Regions from separate parts of the Homo sapiens genome. Here region 2 is linked to region 1. Evidence: chromatin loops called from intact Hi-C (ENCODE). Cell type or tissue: PC-3. All regions are shown on one strand.

Region 1 (8,000 bases):
CCGAGCCGGGGGAGGAGCCGCCGCCGCTGCCGGAGCCCGGGGAGCCTGTGCCGAAGCCCGGAGAGCCGCCCAAGGAGCCCGGCGAACTAGTGCCGATGCCGGGGGAGGCGGGTCCCGGGGAGCCGGTGAACGAGCTCGGGGACGAGGTGCCCGAGCCGGGAGACGGGGTCCCCGAGGAGCCGAGCGCTGAGCCCGCGCCCTCAGGAGTGGGCCGGCTGCCGGCGCGCGACTCCTCGTATGCTTTCCGGTACCAGCTTTCCGGGGAGAAGGGCGCTGCGGGCTTGGTGGGCGAGCAGACTTCATTCACCTGCGGGGAAGACACGCCGGTGTCAGGGGCTGCAAGGCGGCGGGCTGCAGCGCCCAGGAGCTGGGTCATACGTGCGCCACCAAGTACCCGCTCGAACCGCCCACGGGAGTCGGTTGGGGACCTCTCCAAGCCCTGCGGCCAAATTGCCCTCCGTCTGTCTCGTTAATTGTCCTTAAGTGAGTCCCCACCGCCCAGGTGACCCCTGCGCTGGTCCCCGGTGGCCTCCTCCTGGGGTCAGGAAGGGGACTCGCTCGGGGCCGTTTCCACGGCTTCTGCAAGGCGGGGGGGATCCATAGGTTCAGCGCCCCACGCTTTTGAAGCCGGCACCTATCCCAGCAAGATCCCGGGAACAAAATCCTGGAAGACCCTATGGGGGGGGTAGGGGGAGGGCTGTGATTTCAGGATTTTTATTCATACGGGGTCCAACTCTCCGGATCCTGCAGGTAAACGAGAGGCTCTCACGGCTCCAGCTAAACGATCCGAGGTACTGCCCAGCATTCATGGGAAACCCTCCCCTTCGGCTTCACTCTGCCTAGAAGTGCAGGAATGCGGCAAAAGTTACGGGTGCGTGGAAAGGAAGGAACGAGAGGGCTGAAAAAATTCCGAGAGCGAGGCGAGCGTGCGGGCGTCCCCGCGGCCGACCCGCCTCCGCGCACTCACAACCCCGCCAGCCCCGGGGGCGCCTCTGCAGCGGGGGAGAGCTCGGGGCCGGGGCCGCACGATCCCGGGGAAAGGGGGACCTCCGCCGAGATGGGTCTGGTAACGCGTCTCCGCGTCGTACCGTCACAACTTACCCCGTATTTCTTGCCCCTGGTGGAGACCGCAAGCCTCTCTTTATTCCCAGCTACCGAATTCATGGTGGCTTTTCCAGAGGAGAGTATCTAAAGGTTCCACCGACGCTACATCCAGAAGGTCCTCCAACCCAGAAGCGTCCCCCGGCTGCAGGGGGCTGGCTCTCAGCCCTCAGGGCAAGGTTTCTTCAGCGGTGGGGTGGGAGGGAATGAAAGCAAATGGATCCCACAAGTAATAGCACCAATTTGCAGAAAGGGTTGGGGTCGCTGGTTTATTCTTCTCTTCAAAGCATGCTTTTCCTCGTCCCCTTCTGCCTCTTCCAGCCGCACGTCCTCTTGTCACGGCCACATCCACAGAACTGGCATTTTCTTCAGCCAAGTCAGTCCGTGCTCCCCCACGAGGAAAGCGAGGGATACAATCAGGGCTCGCGGCCGCTGCCGGGAAGGTGGGAGAGCCGAGCCGAGTCAGCTGTGGGAACTTGTCTCCTTCACCGAGCTTGGTAACTGAGTTCAAAGAAATTCTCCCAAAATATAAAGATCCAGACTCGGGGAGGAGCCTCGGCGTGTCGCCGAGCCAATATCCGCCGGCCCGTTTCGCCTGACAGTTGCGCGAGGGCCGGGAGAGGGGCGGCTCCGCGTGGCCCGGGAGCGGTCGGCGGTCACAGCGCGCGTGTGCGCCCGGGCGCAGCGCGGAGGAGCCTCGGGAACCTGCCGCCCTCGCCGCGCCGGCCGGGATCCATTTTATGTGGCGGCGCTCGTGCCTGACATTGCGAGGCCTGGAGCCGGGCTGGGGCTGGGGGCGGGGGATCGTCGATCTCGCCGCGTGCGGGGAAGTTCCTGGCGCGCGGCCCGGGCCCGGGGCTCTAATGAAACGCCGCTGCGCGAGCCTGGAGCCCGGGGGCCGCGCGAGCGAGCGTGGCTGGACGGAAATGCGGTGCCCCAGCCTCCCCCGCCCCCAAGTTCTTTCTCTTCCTGACAAGGCTTGCAGGTCTGTCTGTGAAACGCCGTGCAAAAGGGATTGAGTCACAAACAAGTCCACAAACATGCCGGGTCCTCCCCCCGCCCTTTGTTCTCGGAGAGCTGCCGGGCAAACCTTTTCTGGAATTGCCCTACCGACCCCGGGCCGGCCGGGGGGCCACCCTCCCCGACCGCAGCCGCAGGACTAGGGCCCTTGGTCCCCCGCCCGCCCGAGCCCCGGTCTGTGATGGACTAAGCCGCCCGGGGCTGGGACAGGTGAGCCTGGTGACCCAGCGGGCCGCTGCCGGGCAGGGGAAACTGAGGGCTTCGCCGCGCTGCACGCGGACGACTCTGGCCTGGAGAGGGGGTGTGGCGCGAGCTGGCCTTGGCCTCTCCTTGCGTGGGATCGGGCCCCTCGCCCCCCGCCGCCCGTTTCTTCCTGCGCCTGGGCCCCGCGGGGTCTCCGGAGCACCCCGTCATCGCTCCCTCTCCGATCGCCCCCCGCCCCAGTCCCCCGGCGCAGCGCCCAGGAGCGCAGGAAGCCGGCGTATGCCAGGCTCCACACGTGGCTGCTCTGGGGTGTCATTTTTCATTTCACGGGAGGACATTTCTTCTGGTGAGCCAGCAGGTCTGTTTTGTTGTGACCTTTAATTAACACCCCGCGAGACGCCTCTGGAAGGACTGGCCGGGCGCAGGGATCACGTGGGGTGTAACGGCATCTCCGCGCCCGCGGGGAGACCCAGCCCGGGGGTGGGCGAGGGCGCGAAGGACGTTCAGGGCTTTCTGGTCGCTGACTTCCTTCTGAGCTGTGGACGACGCAGGAGGGGGCAAGAAGACAAAGGTTCGGGGTTCTGGAAGCCTGGGGCCACGCCCCCACTCTGCCTTCCTCGGGGACAATTTCTTCTGTGCCTCCCGTGCTCTGCCCCACTCCTCCCCGCTCCAGCTCCTGCGCGGGAATATTTCACAGCCACCAAAGCGAGGTAAAAAGGTCAAAAGGAAGATGGCAAGAACAGAGTGGACGTTTCCGTTACGTTCCCACTTCCAATTTAAAAGCGATCCTATCAATAGGGGACCTTAGGGGGCAGGTACACCTCCAGGCAGCACGCGCCAGCTCCCACCCGCATCTGTATTTCGCGTAGGTGCCGCGAAACACATCATCGCCATTGGCCACGAGCCGCTTATCAGCCAAAAAGCAGCGTGTGGTGAAACGAGCCGGCGAGGCCGCGGGTGGGGAAGGTGGGGTGTCGAGGGGGAGTGTTGGGGAGCTGCGCGATCCACCTCGGAGACGGGGGAGCCCAGAGCTGCTCTGATTTGCATTTCTAAGTAGCTGGGGGCCCAAAGCGTGTTTGGTGGGCTCCGAGCGCCCTCTGTTGATTAAAGTTTATAACCGGAGGCTCTGCAAGAGTTTTTAAGAAGCTTTCAAAAATTGATGTTTATGTAAAATGTATATACATAAGATGAAACGCACACATTTTAATTGTTAAGTTCTATGAATTTTGACAAACGTGTACTCTGCGTAGGCCACCACCTCGATCAACATCTATAAATTCCTGTCCCTCTTGAAGGTTATCTACCTTTTCCCAGGCAATCCCCACCTCTCATAAGAAACTACTGTTCTGATTTCTATCAGCATGGGTTAGTGTGGACTGATCTGGAAGGGTTTTTAATTCATAGAATCCGTACAGCATGTACTCTTTTGGGTTTGGCTTTTTTCACTTAACACAGGTTTTTGAGTTTCATGTTGTTGCTAGTATGGGTCTGTTTTCTATCTCTACTCTCTTTCATTCTTCTGTCTCTCATGCCTTTTTTTGTTAATTGAATAACTTTTCAGTATTCCAGTTTCATCTCTCTGTTGACTTTTTAGCTCTGATGATTATAATATGGATTTTTTTTTTGAGGCAGGGGCTCACTCTGTTGCCTGGGCTAGAGTGCAGTGGCGCTATTATGGCACACGGCAGCCTCCATCTCCCAGGCTCAAATGATCCTCTCTCCTCAGCCTCCCTAGTAGCTGGGACTACAGGTGCACACCACCACACCTGGCTAATTTTTTTTTTTTTTAAGTAGAGACAAGGTTTCCCTGTGTTGCCCAGGCTGGTCTCAAACTCCTGAGCTCAAGCTGTCTTCCCGCCTCCGCCTTCCAAAGTGCTGGGATTATGGCATGAAACCACCATACCTGGCCTATAATATGAATCTTTAACATTTCATAGGCTACTTAGAATTAACATTGTGCCGCTTCACCTAAAATGTAGACTTGCAACCTCTCCATCTTACCTTCCTCCTTTGTGCTACTAATTTGATATATTTTACATCTACATGCATTATAAAATCCACAAAACAATTTCATCAATTTTACTTGAAACAATCTGTTGTCTTTCAGTGAAAATGTCAAGTTTTTTATATTTACCCAGTTTTGTCATGTCTGGGGCTCTTTATTTTTTTTCCTTTAGAGGCAAGTTTCTAACTGGGTCATTTCTTTTAGTGTTTCTTATAGTGAGGGTCTCCTGGCAACAAATTCTCAGATTCTGCTTATCTGAAAATGTCTTTGTTTCACTTTTGTGTTTGAAGAATCGTTTAGCTAGACGTAGAATTCCTGATTGACAGTTATTTTTCTTTCAGCCCTTTGAGGATGTCATTCATTGCTTTTTGGCCTTCCTTGTTTCTGATGAGAGGTCAGCAGTAATTCATATGGACAGTCTCCTGTATGTAATGTGTCTTTTTTTCTCTGAGTTCTTTGAAGATTTTTTCTTTGCCTCTGGTTTTCAGTAATTTGACTATAATATTTCTATATGTGTTACTTTTTGTATTTATCCTGGTTAGGGTTTGCTGAATTTCTAGGATCTGTAAATTGATCTGTAAGTTTTTTACCAAATTTGGGGGATTCTCAGCCACTACTTAGTCAAATATTTTTTTCTGCCCTGTTCTCTCTTTTTCCTCTCCTTCTGGGATACCAATTACATGTTTGTTATTACAGTGCTTGATATTGTCTTATAGGTTATTGAAACTCTGTTCATTATTTACATTTTTACCTCTTTACAGACGGAATCATTTCTATTGCTCCTTTATTAAGTTCGCCAACCTTTGCTTCAGCTGCCTCCAATCTGCTGTTAAGCTGATGCAGCTGATCCAAAAATTGCATATGTGTGTGGGTGTGTGTGTGTGTTTCCAGTTCTCTGTTTTTTTCCCCCTTTAAATCCTTAAACATATTTACAGTAGCGTATTTAAAGTTCTTGTCTGAATTCCAACCTCTGACTCATTTGGGGGTCACTTTCTATTAACTGATTTTTCTACTGACTCGGAATCACATTTTCCTGTTTCTTTTCATATTCAAGAAATTGTAACTGTATATTGAATATTGTAGATGCTACATCATAGAGATGCTAGATTCTATTCCCTTCCTTGAGGAGTATTGATTTTTGTTCTAGCAGGCAGTTAAGTTACTGATGGGTCACCTCGAACTTGAGGAGGCTTGGTTTCATGCTTTCTTTGAGTGGTTCTAACTAGCTTTTGCCCTGAGATCTAAGGAAAATCCCTTAGTCCTGGGACTGTTCTTTATCCCCGAGGCGCAGCCCTTCTGCAGCTTCAATGGAAAGCCTAACCGCTTTGCCAGTCCCCTCTAACTTGGAACTCAGACTCCAACTCTGCTCCGTGCACTTGACAGGACTTGCAGTCTCTGCTCAACTCCTTCACCATGCAGTTCCTGCCTTCTCTCGACTTCCTGCAGCTCTTCTGGGTGTTCAGAGTTCAACTCATCAGCCAGATTTGAGGGAAATTTTAGTGGATTTCAGGGCTGCCCCAGTGTGGCTCTCTCCTTTCCTGGATTCTCCTTCCCCCTCTCCAGCTACTCTTGACAGCCCTGAACTTCACCATGGAATGCCTCAAACCCTACGACTGGCTTTTTTCTTGTGCTCTAGTCACAGTGCTCAGCAGACTGGAAGGAGGGCCCTAGAACCCTTCTTTTAAGGATTAGATCTTCGAACCCCTTCCAGTCTCTGCCTGCTTCTGGCCATTCTCCAGGGCCCTTAAATGGGTTGGTCATTGTTGTCAGTTTATGAGAGTTTTCTTTGGGAAATTCAACGTTGTACATAAGATACTCCCGAATTCTAGTTTTAACGGTGGCTTTTTCAGATCTACCTTGGGCTTTTGGAATTCTTGTTGTTTCAAGGGTTTTCTTTCTATGAATTAGCAGCCTGTAGCTATAATTTGATTCTCTATTAGACTGAGGAATTTCAGTGTTGCAACTGAAACCTTTACTCATTACTCATAGATAGATAAATGATATAGATTATAAATATACATGTTTTTCTTCTTCACATTTGAGGATGTTAACACTATTACTTCAAGATTTAGGTGGGAAAAGACACTCATTTTAAGAATGAAAAAATTATATACTGGCTTATAAAAGCCAAGAGTTTTTTTTTTTTTTTTTTTTTTTAAGACGGAGCCTCACTCTGTTCCCCAGGCTGGAGTGCAGTGGTAAGATCTCAGCTTATTGCAACCTTCACCTCTCGGGTTCAAGTGATTCTCATCCCTCAGCCTCCCAAGTAGCTGGGACTACAGGCATGCACCACCATGCCTGACTAATTTTTGTATTTTTAGTAGAGACGGGGTTTCACCATGTTGGCCAGACCAGTCTTGAACTCCTGACCTCAAGTGATCTGCCCACCTCGGCCTCCCAAAGTGCTGGGATTACAGGTGTGAGCCACCACACCCGGCCACCAAGAGCTTCTATGAACATCAATTTATTGATTCCGTTGATATCCCTGGGTGAAAAACATATCTTTCTGGTGTATCCATGAGTACAAAGTGCAAAGAAAGCTAAAGTCCATTACCTGGCTAAGAATGAAATTTTTATTCCATATTCCTTGTTGCTTAATTATTAAATGGACATAACTTCTTTGGGAATGCCTCACGGGACTTTTATATTTCAGAGAATGCAGTTTAGCTTTCCCATTATTTATAACTCAGGGGTGAATAGATCATAAATTTTATAGCTAAAATATATTATATCATTGTGTTTTTGAAAGTCTGAAAGTATAAATCAGAAATAAAAAACCAGCCAGGTGCGGTGGCTCACAACTATAATCCCAGCACTTTGGAAGGCCAAGGTGGGTGGACTGTTTGAGCCCAGGAGTTGAAGACCAGCCCAGGCAATATAACGAGACCTCATCTTTACAAAAAATACAAAAAAAAAAAAAGCTAGATGTGGTGGTGCATGCTTGGTAGTCCCAGCTACTTGGGAGGCTGAGGGGAGGATCATCTGAACCCAGGAGGCAGAAGTTGCAGTGAGCCAACATGGCATCATTGAACTCCAGCCTGGGCAACAGAGCAAGACTGTTCAAAAAAAAAAAAAAGGCTGGCAACTTCTAATTGCTAAGTTGACTGTACAGTACAGCAGATTTCACTCCTCTTCAATATTTTGCTTTCGAAATAATTTCCATATCAGTTCAGGCACCAACATGCCGACAGAGCCACTGAAGTGCGTGTGCTAGAGACGGCTGTGTTTCTCCTTGAAGAATAATTAAAGCAGCTTACACTGGCCACGTGGTATCTTGATGAATATGCAGACAATATTTGCATATGATCTTCTGGTGTTCTGAGGACCGTATGATCATGCGGGGGCCACCAGAGAGTCATCGGCAAGCTGGTAACGTGAATCTGTGTGCCTGGTCATTATTGTGGTATAAGAGGAGGGTTGTTATCCTGCAAGCTGAGAAAGGGTTTCCACTCTTGAAATATCATTTCAATCATTAATCATTTTAGCCTTATAAATTCCTTCCACGCTAAATTCCAAGGCTTGATTTCAGTCTGAAATTAAAAGTTCAGATGATAAAGGTAGATAGAGAGAAAAGATATGAACCAAATTTGTGTAGTCAGAGTGATACATTTTTTTTTGGTTGTTAATTTTATTTTGTTTTGGGGTTGGGGGAGAAAACTTAAAAAAGATT
Region 2 (8,000 bases), 850 kb before region 1:
TTGTCTCTGCAAGTAGATCATTGACCAGGGAGCTGACTCCAGACTCCCTTTCACGAGGCACCCAAATCTTTCCCTTCTGGGAAGAGAAAGCACCTCATCCCATCCTTCATGGCATCAGTTTTCCTCTTGAATAGAAACCTCCCACAAGGCCAAAGACAAACGCACATGCTTCAGAGTCTTGCTTTCTACGGATTGGGAAGGATAAGTTACGGTCCTGTGGGATGGGTAGCAGAGTGCTGCCTGATAATCCCTAGAGAAGGATGTCAGGCCCCAGTCGTGGCCGCTTCTCCAGCAGCCTCTTTAGAATGTGGGGAGTTGATCACTTTCTGTCCTCAGCTTCGGGCCTTAGCCTCAGTTCTGGCCCAGGAGAGGAAGCCCCTCTCAGCAGCACCTCAGAACAGAACCGTGTAACAGGAAGGAAGGGAGGAGTGAGCAGGATTGAGCAGTCCAGCTCCTGCCCATGCCTTTTCTCGAGCTCTGGCTGTGTCTGCTCTTAGATTTCATAGTGCTAATTGGTTTTCATGTTTTAGAGGCTCCAGGCTCCTTGATCTTGTTTGTTATGGAGTCTTCAATAGCCCCGCGATTATGTGTTCATGATTACGTTAAGCACAGTTAATATAGCTGTGGGGTCTGCGTGGAGGGCTCCTTCCGAGACAGCTCACCTCCCTGTGGTGTGTGTCCCTCTGTTCTCAGTGGGCTGAAAGACAGGGCAGTTTTGTTAGGCGAGACAGGTCAGTATTTGGCACTTGATGTCTTTTAAATTGTCTCTATTCACACATCAGGAAGGCTGCAGCTGATTTCCATTTATTTTTTAGTTTTTTAAAAAATCTTCTGAGAATAAGTCAGAATTATACAGGGGCTGCATATCACTTTCCAGCTTTCCCCCTAACTTTGTAAGTATGTGGGGAAAGACAGATGTGCAGTAAGGGCTTCTCACATTATCACCCAGGAGTTCCGTCTGGGAAACAGGGAGCACGTCCCAGTTCCCCTTTGGTAGGAAGAGGAACCTACGTGGGTCCAGCCTGGATATCCCTGGACTGTTCCTCACCACCCGTGTCTCCCCTGTCCCGCCCCCCGCCGCCCCTCCAGCACCCCAGCCCCTCCAACATCCCAGTCCCTCCAACTCGCTCATCAGTTTTAAGGTAGAATAGCAAGGCGGGCTCTTCCTACAAAGTAGATTTTTACTTTAACAACTTTAAAATCCACTTTGGGGCTTTGGGGGACCATGACATATAGGTTAGATTTCTTTTAGCAGTCAGGACGTGGTTGTGCTTTCAACACAAACATCAAATCACCGTCTTTAATTTTTAAAACCAATCCTAAAACAGTGTAGTAGAATTGCTTCCCAAATGTCAAGATCCCGCCTTTTCTCCCCTTTCAATATCTAGCTGTCTTCGGAGTATATAAAACCCATTCACAGAGCTTGGGAACAATTAGGTTCTCAAACTCCACATCTCATATGGAGGCCAATTGAAGATGAACATCTTTAAATGTCAAGAGGTGTGTGTTCTGGCCTGTAACCACGGCTCCATATGTGTGCTGGTTCTGACAGGGGCCCTAAATTCAGTGACGACGTCTGGTAATGATTGAGAGTGACTGCTGACTGGAGGTTTGAAGGACCTGGCTTCCCCCACTTTTTCTTTCTTTATCCCTTTTGCAGTTTTCATAGGATTCTCTGTTTGTGAGAGGATTCTGCAGTAAGCAGGTACTTGTGTTTTGCTTTTATAACATCACTGTAAGCGTGCCCCTTTACATGCTTAAACTATGCCCATATGACTCTCTGCAGAAAACTGGACCTGTTTCCTAGGCCCTGCTGTATTCCAGCTGAGAGGAGGCATAGGACATACCAAGGGAGTTTTGATTTGCTTATCCTCACATCCTCTAATTTAATGGGTAGCCCTTTATAGAGACAGGTGACTATCCGCATTTTAGATGAGCAAACCAATGTTCAGGGAAGTTGCCCAAGGTCAGAGAGCTAGTTAATTGAGAAACCAGGATTGAAAATCAAATCCAGTTCCAAGTACAGCGTTGGCTCCACCATATGTGATGGTCTTCCAGCTGTAAGCGTTTGCTTTGCTACTGTGAGAAACATTTATACTTGTCTGCTGAGTCATAGGGCAATGGGAATATTTTTGGCTTGCTCTATCTGGCTAATTAAGCAATGGCAGTAAGATAGGCAGAGCCCACATTTTTGAGGTTTTTCTTTGTAACCAACATTCTTCATGTAATGTTTCCCCCTTAAAATGTTAAAATTAGGCCAGTCCCAGTGGCTCATGCATATAATACCAGCACTTTGGGAGGCCAAGATGGGCAGATGGCCTGAGCGCAGGAGTTTGAGACCAGCATGGGCAACATGGAGAAACTCCATCTCTAGAAAAAAATACAAAAAAATTAGCCAGGCATGGTGGTGCACGCCTGTAGTCCCAGCTACTCGGGAGGCCGAGGTGGGAGGATCAGCTGAGTCCAAGGAGGTTGAGGCTGCAGCGAGTCATGATTGCACCACTGCTCTCCAACCTGGGTGACAGAGTGAGACGCTGTCTCAAAAAAAAAATTATTATCCCTTATTCTTTTATTTCTTATAGTGTCTGTAGCATATAGGCCTCCCCAGGGAACAGTGCTGTCCATTTTCTGGGTTGCCCTGCCTCAACACAACTCTCCAGACCACCCTCTGTCTGGCCTCAACCCTACGTAACCCTTTGTGTGCACATACATTCCCTGGGCTCCCAAGGATAGAGCCTCTTGCATGAGGAAGCTGGATGAAAGCCTGGAAAGGTTATTTTGTTTAAATTCTTACCTTGAAGTTCCTTTGGTGAGGGAGCCAGCCTGGAAATCATTCCAGAACAGTCGTGTTTCATAGTTACAGTGTAATCGGGAGGCTGTCATTCATGGCCATTAAATTGCTTCCTTTGAAGTATAAGAAAAACCAGGACAACTTTTATGGCCCTTTAACCCACAGGATTGTAGTACACATGAATGAAAGTCAAGTGTGTTGTGGACTCTTGCAGGTACTGTGGCTGGCAGAATTCCATCTTCACCCTGGTGCTCATTCATTGGTTGACTTTCAAGTGAAAACTGGGGTGAGCGGTATCAGAATCTTGGAAGGCTTTTCTTCTCTCTCTTTTTTGCATTTTTATAAAACAAATCAGAAATGAGGAGTCTTATTTTGTAGCTTGACTAAAAATGAGAATTATTATTTCTCTGGTAGATCTCTTTGGGGCTGGGCAGCACCTTCTAGATGTTAGCACTGTGCTGGCCATTTTGCGTACCGATTTCCATTTAATCCTCACAGCAATCCTATGAAGTCGGTAGGCTCATTCCCATTTTACAGATAGGAGACAGGCTTGAGAAGGCCCCTTAGTAAGTGGCGGTGCCCGAATTCCAATCGAGGTCTGAGCCAAAGCATGTGGTTTTGCTCCCATGCCCTGTGGCTTCCCAGAACTCATACCTGAGCTTATATAACAGAGGAACATTGGTGGAGCCCCAAGTCGTGGGTCCCAGTATCTCTAGGATAATCACTTGTGTAATAAATCACTTAGATTTACACGACTGTATTATATTTTGTTCTTAAGAGAATCACATGGGAAAACTGTGGAGAAAGAAAGGCAACAAAGTAAATATTAGTGTTTAATGACTAGATGTGTGAGATATTTATATTACATATTATAATAAATTTAATGCTTCATGACATTGATCTGTATGTAATTTAAAGAGATGCTCAAAATTCAGATCATTGGAATAATAAGCAAGGTAGTTTTACATTGCTGAAAAAGGTACATCTAAAGGCAATGTATTTCTTATTGAAAATTTTGTTGATAGCTGAGCCGTTCAAAATGGGGTGGGAAGAGATAAAAAGGAATGGGGAGGGAATCTTTCAGTATGTGGATTGTAAAGTTACTCTACAATTGTTCTGAGAGGAGATAATCCATAGGACGTAACAATGTGTGAACTTCAGCTGTCCATATTCCTCAATAATATATCCTGTCACCTGTATTTATTGCCTGGAATTGTTGCAAGACGGAATTAGTCCTAAAAGAGTTTGATTAGGTCATGATAAGTCCCACCGCTCCACCAGATGGCGCTGTGGTAGCATAGCTACACCTGATGCCCCTGCCAGAGGTTTGAGAAGCAGATGACAACCTTCTGTGGGGATCCTCCAAAGCCTAATGACCTGTGAATTGGAGCCCCACAGAACAATAGAGTTTTTCCCCTTTCTGGTTCTGGGTTCGGTTCTTCTGTGTGCCTACACATCTTCACTTGGCATTTCTTCGCCCCTTTACCGTCTTTCCCTCCGCCTCTTCCATCATATCTCTTCCCTGCTCACCAATCCTCCTACCTACAACCTTTCTCTTCTCTGCCTTATCCTTCAGACTTCTTTTCTCTTTGGTGAGTGTAGAACGCACTTACATCGTGCGGTGGTAAACTGAGATGTTTCCGTGTGAGCCATGCAGTGAGGCCGAAGAATGGGTTGGGAACTACTGTAAGAGGAGGTGGCCGGGCGCGGAGGCTCAGGCCTGTGATCCCAGCACTTTGGGAGAGGGAGGTGGAAGGATCACTGGAGCCCAGGAGGTCGAGGCTGCGGTGAGCGATGATTGCACCACTGCACTCTAGGCTGGGTGACAGAGCAGGACCCCGTCTCTAAAGAAATAATAATGGGCCGGGCGTGGTGGCGGGCGCCTGTCATCCCAGCACTTTGGGAGGCTGAGGCGGTCGGATCACGAGGTCAGGAGATCGAGACCATCCTGGCTAACATGGTGAAACCCCGTCTCTACTAAAAATACAAAAAATTAGCCGGGCGTGGTGGCGGGCGCCTGTAATCCCAGCACTTTGGGAGGCCGAGGCGGTCGGATCACGAGGTCAGGAGATCGAGACCATCCTGGCTAACATGGTGAAACCCCGTCTCTACTAAAAATACAAAAAATTAGCCGGGCGTGGTGGCGGGCGCCTGTAATCCCAGCACTTTGGGAGGCCGAGGCGGGTGGATCACGAGGTCAGGAGATCGAGACCATCCTGGCTAACACGGTGAAACCCCGTCTCTACTAAAAATACAAAAAATTAGCCGGGCGTGGTGGCGGGAGCCTGCAGTCCCAGCTACTCGGGAGGCTGAGGCAGGAGAATGGCGTGAACCCGGGAGGCGGAGCTTGCAGTGAGCCGAGATCGCGCCACAGCACTCCAGCCTGGGTGACGGAGCGAGACTCCATTTAAAAAAATAATAAAATAAAAAGGAGGTGGTCATCTTGCCCGTCAGACCGGAGTCTCCTCACAACTGGCATGCGCTTCTCAGTGGACTTATGACTTGTTCCTGCAGTGAATTTGGCAATGTCTCAAAAATGATGGGTTTGGTTCTAGTAAACAGAATCGTAAGGAAGATAGGGACTCTGCAATTACAGTGGTGGATGTGGAAAGTATACAAAGTATCTGTGATCTCTTGGGGATCGCCCAGAACCAGAGCTGGAAACCAGAGCTGGAAGACTGGCGGCCGGAGAATCTGTCAAAATCTCTTGTTCTGAACAAAGGAAAGAGATCCAGAGGATCCCAGGTCTCTTTCTGGCCAGTTTAATGCTCTTCTCTGAGTAGCTGCCAGCTCCCAAAAGGCAGAGCATTGATATTCAAAGAAAGGAACCATCTGTGAATGTTATTTACTGTAGGGTCTGCAATTCTGAAAATTATCAGCCAGGGCAATGACCCCTGTTTGACTATCATTTGTAGTTCAAAAAGAGGATCATGGAAAACATTTAAACTATTTTCTGTCTTCCCCATAAAATGTTAGTCATTTATGTATAGGATTATTATTGTTTCCGTCTTCAAACCACAGCTCGCAGAGCCAGCGACCACATGATGAGAAACAGCCATGCTTCTTAGATTTTGGCAAGGGTGGCTAATGTAAAAACGGCCCATCTCCAAAACATGATGGATGCCACATACCCCATGGTTTCCAGGATGAAGCCAGACACTGTCTCTTCCATAGTACCTGGAGCAAGGAGAAACTTTCAAAAACATCTGCACCCTATAAGGTTGAAGATGGGTTGGCAAGAGGAGGACGTGCTTGTGGGAATCATACTTGTAGGTAGGCAGACGTGTTTGGACTTGCCTGGCATATTTTTCTCCTTGGAGCAATTCATCTTCTCTTGACATAAAACTTTCTCACTAGTCAGAAGCAACACTTTCCGAGATGTCATTTAATTCACACTAACAAATTACAAGGAACTTCAGGTGAATAGGTGGGAAGGCAGCGTTTGGAGCTAGCCCGATAGGATCCTAAATATGGTTCTGTCTGTTGGCCTTAGAGTATCATTTGCATCAGTCTCGTTTCCCTCCTCGTCGGGGGCGCAGGACAGCGGCCTCATTTCGTAAGACTTGAGTGAAGTGGTGTAAATGGGCTGATAATTGGTGGGCTTCTTCTTACCATCACAGAACTTTAGAAATTAAGGAAAACCTTACTCGGACAAAATAAAGCAGTCTCTAAGTTAGCTAGACTTTCGATCTATGTGGAATGTAGAAATGTGATCTTCTGTTTCCAAACACTCCATATGTCATAAGTCAAGATGTGGCTTTAGCAAATACTCACTGATAGATATGTTCTGTTAGATACGTTCTCTGTCTTCCAGCATCTTACAGTTTACTTGACAAGGTGAACTCAGCGAATCACCAGTGATGAGTGTAAGGCTTGTAGGCCTTGTATTTTAGTCTCTGTTATCTTGATTAGTGAGCGCCCTGGAAATGAAACTCCTTAATAACTGTTTTGGCCATGATGCAAAATAAAAGGTCATCATTGAACTGTGTGTATGGTGGTGTCCAGGGGAGGGGGAAACAGAGAGAAGTCCTGTGTGGTCCAAAGGGGCTTTTTAGAGTCTGGAGAAGGTTTGTGTCATTTTTGGTTTAGGGGCATGGTTGATGCTATGGGACATTCTAGAGAGAAATGGAAGGTGGACGCCCCCTGCAGACCACAGCCCTTTCTACCCCAGTGGGAGAGAAGGGAAGGAAGTAATATCCTATCTCCATCTTCACATTCTGTTTTTTTTTCTTCCATGTTCCTTTTTTCTCCTGTCTCCTTTTCCTTTCTCCTTTCTGTTGTCTCTTCCCACCCCTTCTGGGAAGAACAGAAAAAAACCGACACTTATCGGTGCCCTGCCATGTGTCATCATCTTGCCAGCTTAAGGGTAAGAAAGAGGGTGGGGCACAAGGAGCCGAGTAGCTGTGTAGATTTGTCTACAGCCTGGCAGTCACAATGCCTCCATTGAAAACCCAAGCCGCATGATTTATATATCTTATCATCATCACGAATTTTTATTCTGAGAAACTAGGCAAGAGAAAACATCTTCAGTCAACCATTACTGAGTGTAAACTAGGAGTCAAGAACAGTCATAGCCTATCTCATTTAGCTTTCTTAACCCTGTGAAGTAGGTATATTATTCCAATTTTATAAAAGAGGAACTAGGATTCAAAACGTTGAGTGAACTAGCCAGCATGTTCCCTGGTGCCTAGCAGGTACTCATTACATACTCGCTAAATGAAGAAGTAAGCAAAGTAAGTCATTGAGCCAGGATTTTAAAGCAGATTTTATAACCTCGAGTTCCGTGCTCTTTCTGCTTTATTGTTTGTTTTCTGGGAGAGACTTGGGTGAGCCTAAAAGATCAGTAGTATCCTGTACTATTTATGGAACAATTAATATTTGACTTTTGAAATAAGAATGCAGTATGTTGGTTTCATTAGTCTTTATCTCTCTTTCTCTCTCTCTTGCTTTAGGTAGTATATAATTGTTTATACATCCCTATCCTTAAATCCTTTTTCTTTCTTTCTTTTTTTCTTTTTTTGACTCACTCTTAGGTCTTTTATACTGGCAACCAGCTTAGTTGTTTAAAAACATAGATTCCAGGTCAAGAGTTTCTGGGTTTAAATCTAGGTTTTGCCATGTCTTGCTCTGTGATCTTGGGCAAGATACTTAACCTTGCTGGTTTTCAGAATTATTAACTTTAAAATGAGGATAATAATAAAAACCTACA

What was found. Peaks named below come from ENCODE experiments on the same cell type or tissue, not always from the same donor. Only the 100,000 strongest peaks of a DNase experiment are listed, where the experiment ranks them.
Region 2: a loop joins it to region 1, with 10 times the contacts of the local background. A loop is called at or near these places in 102 of 110 quality-filtered maps.

Annotation. Positions count from the first base shown.
Region 1 is chr1:245,148,589-245,156,588 of GRCh38, reverse strand. It overlaps KIF26B (kinesin family member 26B), which reads right to left and starts at 1,604. Exons shown (of 15, transcript NM_018012.4): 1 at 1,102-1,604; 2 at 1-307. The coding sequence starts at 1,164. RefSeq lists silencers at 1-195, 2,063-2,262 and enhancers at 2,117-2,792, 2,793-3,468. In PC-3, a CTCF peak has its summit at 3,413 (motif pointing left); DNase peaks (open chromatin) are centred at 2,098 and 3,418; H3K4me3 peaks cover 3,516 bases; H3K27me3 peaks cover 5,285 bases.
Region 2 is chr1:245,999,404-246,007,403 of GRCh38, reverse strand. The region is part of intron 5 of SMYD3 (SET and MYND domain containing 3); the gene reads left to right. Among named protein-coding and RNA genes, the nearest start is that of SMYD3-AS1, 110 kb to the left of the region's middle. In PC-3, a CTCF peak has its summit at 4,070 (motif pointing right); DNase peaks (open chromatin) are centred at 2,123 and 4,073.